Linked DNA regions of Homo sapiens: regions 2 and 3 are each linked to region 1. The links are chromatin contacts, found by Hi-C or POLR2A ChIA-PET in ENCODE. All regions are on one chromosome and are shown on one strand. Each heading gives the region's core, a stretch centred on a gene start or an enhancer-like site at or near the end of the contact. The rest is flanking DNA. Distances are from core to core; before and after follow the strand shown.

Region 1 (2,544 bases), core at 17-2,516:
TAACCCAGTGCCAGACTCTCGGGAGAAGGGGCATAAAGGACAGAAAATAAAATGAGTTGATCTTTGAGCACAGCGACAGGGATTTTTTGTACATCGTGCCTTACAGAGCGAGCGCTGGGAGGAGGAATCATCACCCTGCTGAGAAGTAATGGGTGCAGAATAAATCGAGTAAGAAGGAATGGACTTTTCTGGCGGATGCTTACTGATCTAACAACTGGATGACTGAGGAATGCGGTCCTAAGTGACCCCGGGCTGGCTGTGGGGCCAACAGCGTGCGGGATCTGACTAACAGCGTGTGGCAGCCGAGCGACTGCAGCAGCGGCGGGGACCCCATTGACTGTCCAGCCCCGAGAGCGGCAGGAGCGCGGTGGATCCTGGCTCGGACCAAGGCCTCTCCCCTGCGCCGACTGCAGACCAACCCTCCACCAGGAGCCTCGCGGGGGGGCGCCGTGGGCACCGCAGCCAGGTGCAGGCGCCTCCGCGCCCTCACTCCCCACGCCGAGGAGGTGGCCCTGGCTCCCTGCGGCCGCAGCCGGGGAACAATGAGGCGCCGGCCTCTTTAAGGGAGATACCACCGCGCCGGCGGGGCAGGGGACGGCATCCTCCCAGATGATCGCACCCAGCCCCGCGCCGCCGCCGCCGCCGCCGTCTCCGCAACTGCACCGCCCGCAAACATGGCTCAGTGACTCGGAGAAAAGCTGCAGTCTCCCTCCCGGCGGGGCGGACGCCAGGCCTCCTTGGTCGGGCCGCACCTCCCCGCAGGCCCGCCAAAGAGCACCGCGCCCCGCAGGCACCCGAGACCCGCGCGGAAGATGCACCGGGCGTTCCACCCCAGCGAGCCCCGCACCCCAGCCCGCAGCTCGGTAGGTCGGAAGGGGGCGGGTAGAGGGAGGGGAGGCCGCGGCCGGGCGCGCGCAGCCCCAGGCCCGGACCTGCCGCTGCAGACGGTCCCCGGGGCCGCGGGCCCTGAGCGCCCGCTGCGGCTGGAGGGTGGCCGAGCCCCGGCGTGGCGTGGCCTCGCGGTTCCCGAGCCCGGCCACCCCTGCGGGGAGCAGCACCAGTGGTGCGCTCCGGAGCGCGCACACCTCCGACGACTCCCGGCTCTGCAAATCCTCGAGAGAGGGAGGAGGCGAGCGGAGCGCCGGCCGCGCGCCTCGTCGGTGGCGCGGAACGTCCCGGCTCGCGCTACGGAAAGCCGGAGGGGGGCGGGGCCGTCGGCGTAAGGGGGTGTGTCCGCGCGCACCACGGGGGCGCGCGCCGGCTGCTGACTGGAGGCGGCGGCAGCGGAGGCGCGAGCTGCCCGATAATGGCGGCCTGCAGAGCCCATGAGAGGGAGAAGCGGCAGCGTCTACCCTGAGGTAAATCTGGCCTTTCGGCGTGGCGGAGAGGTCTTGCTGCAGAGCCGATGGCCCTGCATGTGCCTCCCTCCCTGGGAGGCTTGTCACAGACGTGTCAGCGGAGTCATCCTGGGGAAGGCCCTGCGCTCCTCAGGCCACCGACCCCAGTCGCGGCCTCCTCTCATACCGGGGCCACCTCCCCCCGGCCCTCAGCCCCCAGCCCCGAGGAGTTGAGGCAACTGCAGGGCTGGCTCCTCAGAGCGAAGGGGCTCAGGAGGCTCCCCTCCGGGCTTCATCTGAGCACGGCCGAGGAGGGGGAGGGCCTGACACTTGGCCAATGAGCGCGGCCTGAGCCGCCGCGTCGGGCAACACCTCTGGCCGCGACTGGCCCTTCCCGGGCGCCGGCAGGTGTCTGGCCTGGCCGGCTCGCGTCCCAGCGCCTGGTTAGAGCAGCGGGAGCGAGGGCCCGCCACTTTCGGTCGAAAGTCACTTAGGTTCGCATCGGATGCATCATTGGATCCGGGATCCCACGGGTTTCATAAACACCTCTCTCCTCCCTATTCAGGAAGGTGCTCTTCCCCATGGGGACTGTACCAGGCTGGAGAGGACATGGCACTGCTTCAGAGACACGAACCACCTTGAGTGGATGTGATTGGCGATCCCCGTAGAGCAGGAAAGCTCGTCTGCTGTGCAGCCGGCGCAGAGGATTCTGTGGCAGGAAATTAGACACTAGGAAATTCAGTAGCGATTTGAAGGGTGGGTGTCCAGTTAGAGGAAGTGGGACTGAACACAATCTCAGAAGTCATTTCTTTTTATTAAATCTATCCTGTAGACTTAAAGCAGTGGATCCCAACTTCTCAGGCTCTAGGGTCAGTAGCCTTTTGCTTCCCCAGCTGTACAGAATAAATATTGTACAATCTCAGGTTACTTTTCTAGCCCGTGGTCACAATCTACAAATGAGAATTCGTTCATGAAGTTGGTTATAATCTAGAAATTCTTTGGGCGCTGAGGAAGCCCACTTTAGACTTTCTCCATTCAACACATGAGCATTTCTGTGCAGGGCCTTTGCCCTCGCCTTTAAACCGTTCAGTAAGTTGAATTCCCAAGAACTCTGTCAGAGAGCCCCTTGATATGCAGGATCTTTGTTGGCAAAAATGACCTAGAACTAAATAGATATTGTTTACTCCAGCTGTCTTATGACTAGGAA
Region 2 (2,544 bases), core at 16-2,515, 2.6 Mb after region 1:
ATGCCATGTTATTTATTTTACCGAGTCCACCCAAGCCTCCTATATCCAGCGTGTGGATAGTACGAGGTTGACAATTAGTGCATTAGTTACCTGTTTACCACGACGTACTTGCAATAACAAAAGCTATTAGATGGGCTTTCCTAGTATCAAATATTCCTGCATGAGTTGGCTTTGCTTCTGATTGAAAATACTTTTGCCCATCCTTTGCATCTCCCCTATATTCTGGTTCCCTAATACAGAGTCTCGTAGGGGTAGAGAGATACCATTATGTTAGTGTCAGATACACCTGGCTATTTAATAGTTTTGTAAACTTGGGCACATTACTTAAGCTTTCTGTTTTTCCAGTCGTAAAAAACCGAAAGACTGATAGCGATTTTGAAGTTGTCGAAAGACTTTAATGTGTTTGAAAATACCTAACAACAAAGCCTGGCCCACAGCTGGTATTTCAATAATGTTAATTTCCTTGCTTCCCTCTTGAGGTCCTTAAGATTCATAGGTTCTCCGGACTCCTTGAAAGTTTTGTGTAGATGCATGAGGTGTATTTTTCTTGGAAATAAAGTCCACAATTTAACAGATTATCTTGGGGCCAGCGATTTCCCCGAAAATAAATTGTAGATTCTCCTTCCTGCAATGCTAAGGGGTGAATCTCTTTTGCGGGAGACTGGATTCTTTCGGTGTGTGTTTTGCTCTCTGGGTACTCTTTCTGTAGTCGGCTAACAGAGGATGACCAAGCCCCTCGCGGGGGCGGGGGCGGGTCACTCCCGGACAGGGCCCCCATGAAGTTTCCCTGGGGACTGTGTGACTCCCTAGGGGTCGGGTTACCTCCCAGATGGGGGTGGGGTATCACTTGCAGCTGGAAGGCAGGTTCATTTTAAGGTCTCGCGGGCTTCGGAGGCCCCTCCCTCACTGAGAAACCGGCTTTTGTCGTTCTTCTGAAGCCAGAGCTAGTCTTTCCAGGTGTTAGTCGAAACCTCGTGGTGCGACCCTGGTCGTCCCAAACCCCCTAGGCCTTAATCCTGGGGCGGTGGGGGCGGGGAGGCCGTGAGCACGGCTTCCGCTCCTCCAATCCGCCAGAGGGCGCAGCGGCCGGCCTCTCCCTTCCCGGGGTTCTTCGCGCCGGGCCCCTTCCGCGTGGGTGAGTGAATGTGAGAGTCAGCGCTCGCGCCGCGCGCGCCGCCCGCCTCCGCTGTTCGGCGCTCTGCTTTAGGCGGTGGGGGGCGGGCGCGCGCGTAAAAGCATAGAGACGGGCATTGAGCTCTTGGGCTAGAGCGTCGCCGAGTCGGAGCCGGAGCCTGAGCCGCGCGCTGTGTCTCCGCTGCGTCCGCCGAGGCCCCCGAGTGTCAGGGACAAAAGCCTCCGCCTGCTCCCGCAGACGGGGCTCATCTGCCGCCGCCGCCGCGCTGAGGAGAGTTCGCCGCCGTCGCCGCCCGTGAGGATCTGAGAGCCATGTCGGCCAGCAGCCTCTTGGAGCAGGTACAGGCCCGGCCCGCATGCCTCGGCCATTGTGTGAGGCGAGAAGGAGCCCGACTAGGCCCGGGCCCGCCGCTCCTGGGCAGGCCGAGCCGAGCCGAGGCGTCGTCTCTTGCGGGCCAGGTTTCGGGCCTCTCAGGCCGGCCGCGCCCGGCGCCTCTCCCTCAGCCTGTTCTTCCCGCTTCTCCTCGGGCCTCGGAGCCCACGGGCCGGGCCGCGCCGCGTTCCCTTCTCTCGGCGGGCCTCGTTTTCCTTCCTTGTTTCCTTCCCCTTCCTTAAAGCCCTGGGTTCCTCGCGTCGCCGGTGGCGCGTCTGCCGCGTTTTCTCCCCTGCCCCACGGGCCTGGCGCTTTCCCCCGCCTCCCATTTTCAGCCTCTTCCTCACTACCATTCCTGACGCCTCCCCTCGGGCCTGCTCCTTTATTCTCCCTTCGGGCCCTGCCTTAATTTGTTCTTCCTTTTCCATTTCTCCTTTGGACAACTTGCTGCTCGGCGACGTTTCCTTCCCCTGCAGAGACCAAAAGGTCAAGGAAACAAAGGTAAGTCCCGCTCCGCCGGTGGCCCTGAGCCGGGAGGGGGACGCGGGGCGGTGGGGGCGGGGTCTCCGGGAAGCGCCCCGGGCGGAGGACCTTTCGGAAGCCGCTTAGTTCGCAGGTGCCGCACACTTAAGTATTTTGACCCTTTCGGTGTGTTCTTGCAGCTGGCGAACAGCTTTTTCGCTAACAAGGAGTAATTCATTAAGGGTGGGGGTGGATTGGGTTTTGAAACGCTCCAGGTCCTTAGTTTCCTGTAGGTCTTAGAAGGCCTTTGTTTTTCATCCTCGTGGATCACTCTCTGGAAGTACTCTCATGTGATGGGGGAGGGGAAGCGGGAGGGAATGGAAATCCAGAGGAGCCAATAAAATGACCTTTTTAGATCAACTTGCTCTGGGTGGAGGGGGACATTTTCACTGGCGACTGTCGCTTCAGCATTCACTGTCATCTCTTACCCTTTTGAAGTTCAATCTTACGTGCTTTGTTAACTAGTAAGGTTTTTCTCTGGTTAGCATATATGAACTAATTTGAAAGGAAGATTG
Region 3 (2,544 bases), core at 16-2,515, 2.2 Mb after region 1:
TATTTTTAGTAGAGACAGGGTTTCACCGTTAGCCAGGATGGTCTCGATCTCCTGACCTCGTGATCCACCCCCCTCGGCCTCCCAAAGTGCTGGGATTACAGGCGTGAGCCACCGCGCCTGTCCTCTTTTTACATTTTTAAAATCTTTTTCTGACATTTGTTTCTCAGCTGGAGTTGTACCAAAGCGCCTAACTGGTCGTTTTTCTTTAATTTTTTTCCAGACAGGATCTCCCTCTGTTGCACAGGCTGGAGTGCAGTGGCGCTATCTCAGCTCACTGCAACCTCTGCCTCCTGGACTCAAGCAATCCTCCCACCTCAGCCTCCCAAGTAGCTGGGACTGCAGGTGCGAGCCACTACGTTCAGCTAATTTTTTGTATTTTTTGTAGACACAGGGTTTCACCATGTTGTTCAGGCTGGTCTTGAATTCCTGAACTCAAGCCATCTGCCCGCCTTGGCCTCCCAAAGTGCTGGGATTACAGGCCTGAGCCACCGTGTCCGGCCTGGTCTTTTTTCTCTAGGCTCTCTCCTTTCCCAAACTTTTCTCCATGTTGTAGCCAGGGTTCTTTTAAAGCTCACATGTATTCTTTGGTATGGCACTGCAGAGTACTCCTGGATCTGGACCTACTCCTTTTCCAGACTCTTTTTTTTTTTTGAGACAGAGTCTCTCTCTGTAGCCCAGGCTACAATGCAGTGGCGCGATCTCGGTTCGCTGCAACTTCCGCCTCCCGCGTTCAAGCGATTCTCCCACCTCAGCCTCCCTAGTAGCTGGGATTACAGGCGCGCGTCACCATGCCCGGCTAATTTTTGTATTTTTAATGGAGACGGAGTTTTACCATCTTGGCCAGGCTGGTCTCGAACTCCTGACCTCAAGTGATCCGCCTGCCTCGGCCTCCCAAAGTGCTGGGGTTACAGGCGTGAGCCACCGCGCCCAACCCCTCAGTTCTTTTTTCTTTTGAAACCCACTATAATCTCTGTAAGTCCTATCAGTTCCAAGAGACTTTCTACACAAATACATCTCCAGGTTGTCAAACCTAAAAAGATTTTCCTAGAGCATGGCCTATGACGTCAAGGATCCAGGTAGCGCCCGGAGGAAAGCGCCAAAGGAGGCCGCCATCTTTCATACAGCAGCCCGGAATTTTGCGCATGCGCCTCTGATTGTCTGTCCGCAATGAAGCTCTTCGGCCTTCTCGGCACCCATACGTTTGGGAACGGCAGTTTCGAGGTTTGTGAGACGTCGGCTTCCGACCGGAAGTGAGAAGAGGAGGAAGTTGGCTGGTTGCACCGATCTGGGGGCTTCCCGGGCTCGGGTAACCGGAGTGCTGGTATCTAATCGTCGCTCAAAAGCTCCTAGGTGCGCGGGTGGATATAATTCCCGGCTTCTCGAGAAGACACTACAGCCTCAAGGAGGTGTGCTTCTAGTGTTTAATTGGATACGTGTTATGGATGCCGGCTTAGAAGGACCTATATACCATCATCTTAAAATAACTTCCCCTTGGCTCTCTCTCTCTTTTTTTTTTTTTTTTTTTTTTTGAGACGGAGTTTCGCTCTTGTTGCCCAGGCTGGAGTGCAATGGCGCGATCTCGGCTCACCGCAACCTCGCCTTCCGGGTTCAAGCGATTCTCCTGCCTCAGCCTCCTGAGGAGCTGGGATTACAGGCGCTCGCCACCAGGCCTGGCTAATTTTTTGTATTTTTAGTAGAGTCGGGGTTTCTTCATGTTGGTCAGGCTGGTCTCGAACTCCCAACCTCCAGTTGATCCGCCGGCCTCGGCCTCCCAAAGTACTGAGATTACAGGCGTGAGCCACCGCGCCCGGCCTTGGCTCTCTTTAAAAGGCATTTTTAGGCTAGCCGCAGTGTGGTCTCCCGCCTGTAGTAGTCCCAGCTACTCGGCTTGAGCCCAGGAGTTCGAGGTTATAGTGAGCTAGGAACTCCCCACTGCACTGCAGCCTGGGCTACAGAGCGAGATCCTGTCACCAAAAAAGAAAAGCGTACGGGGGAAGGCATTTTCAGAGAGATAGAACGCCTAGATGTTAGTTTGGTCCAAACTCTGCTACCAACTTGCTGTGTGTATCCTTCTGTCCCTCTCCAAGTCTCAATATCCTCATCTATAAAACGAAGGTCCCTTAAGTCACTTTTTCAGTTCTTCTGAATTTTGTTGCCTCTTTATTATCTCGTTTGAGCCACATAGCCTTGGGAGTTAAAAATCACTGGCCTTTGGCCGGGCACGGTGGCTCACACCTGTAATGCCAGCACTTTGGGAGGCCGGATCACCTGAGTATCACCTGAGGCCAGGAGTTCGAGGCCAACCTGGCCAACATGACGAAACCCCGTCTCTACTAAAAATACAAAAAAAATTAGCTGGGCTTGGTTGCGGGCGCCTGTAATCCCAGCTACTCGGGAGGCTGAGACAGGAGAATCGCTTGAACCTGGGAGGCAGAGGCTGCAGTGAACAGAGATTGCGCCATTGCACTCCAGCCTGGGCGACAAGAGTGAAACTCCGTCTCAAAAAAAAAAAAAAAAAAAAATCACTGGCCTCATTTTATAAGG

Evidence for each region. A loop is a pair of places that touch in the nucleus more often than their neighbours do. ChIA-PET counts read pairs that join two places held with the same protein, here RNA polymerase II (POLR2A). Pooled maps may share reads with other maps.
Region 2: a pooled map shows a loop between it and region 1 (14-fold over the local background). The contact joins the promoter of YTHDF2 here to the promoter of PDIK1L in region 1. A Hi-C loop is called at or near these places in 1 of 37 single-sample maps with no recorded cell type and 8 of 50 pooled maps. POLR2A ChIA-PET finds 5 or more read pairs at or near these places in 1 of 52 experiments (GM12878).
Region 3: a loop to region 1 is called in a map with no recorded cell type, with 7 times the contacts of the local background. The contact joins the promoter of MED18 here to the promoter of PDIK1L in region 1. A Hi-C loop is called at or near these places in 1 of 37 single-sample maps with no recorded cell type and 2 of 50 pooled maps. POLR2A ChIA-PET finds 5 or more read pairs at or near these places in 1 of 52 experiments (B cell).

What each region holds. Positions count from the first base shown.
Region 1 is chr1:26,110,558-26,113,101 of GRCh38, forward strand. It overlaps PDIK1L (PDLIM1 interacting kinase 1 like), which reads left to right and starts at 1,267. Exons shown (of 3, transcript NM_152835.5): 1 at 1,267-1,358. RefSeq lists silencers at 281-560, 621-1,260 and enhancers at 1,311-1,540, 1,921-2,030.
Region 2 is chr1:28,735,675-28,738,218 of GRCh38, forward strand. It overlaps YTHDF2 (YTH N6-methyladenosine RNA binding protein F2), which reads left to right and starts at 1,266. Exons shown (of 5, transcript NM_016258.3): 1 at 1,266-1,473; 2 at 1,984-2,008. The coding sequence starts at 1,447. RefSeq lists enhancers at 1-82, 613-662, 982-1,880, 1,763-1,872.
Region 3 is chr1:28,327,775-28,330,318 of GRCh38, forward strand. MED18 (mediator complex subunit 18) reads left to right here and starts at 1,266. Exons shown (of 3, transcript NM_017638.3): 1 at 1,266-1,406. RefSeq lists enhancers at 1,300-1,807, 1,808-2,315.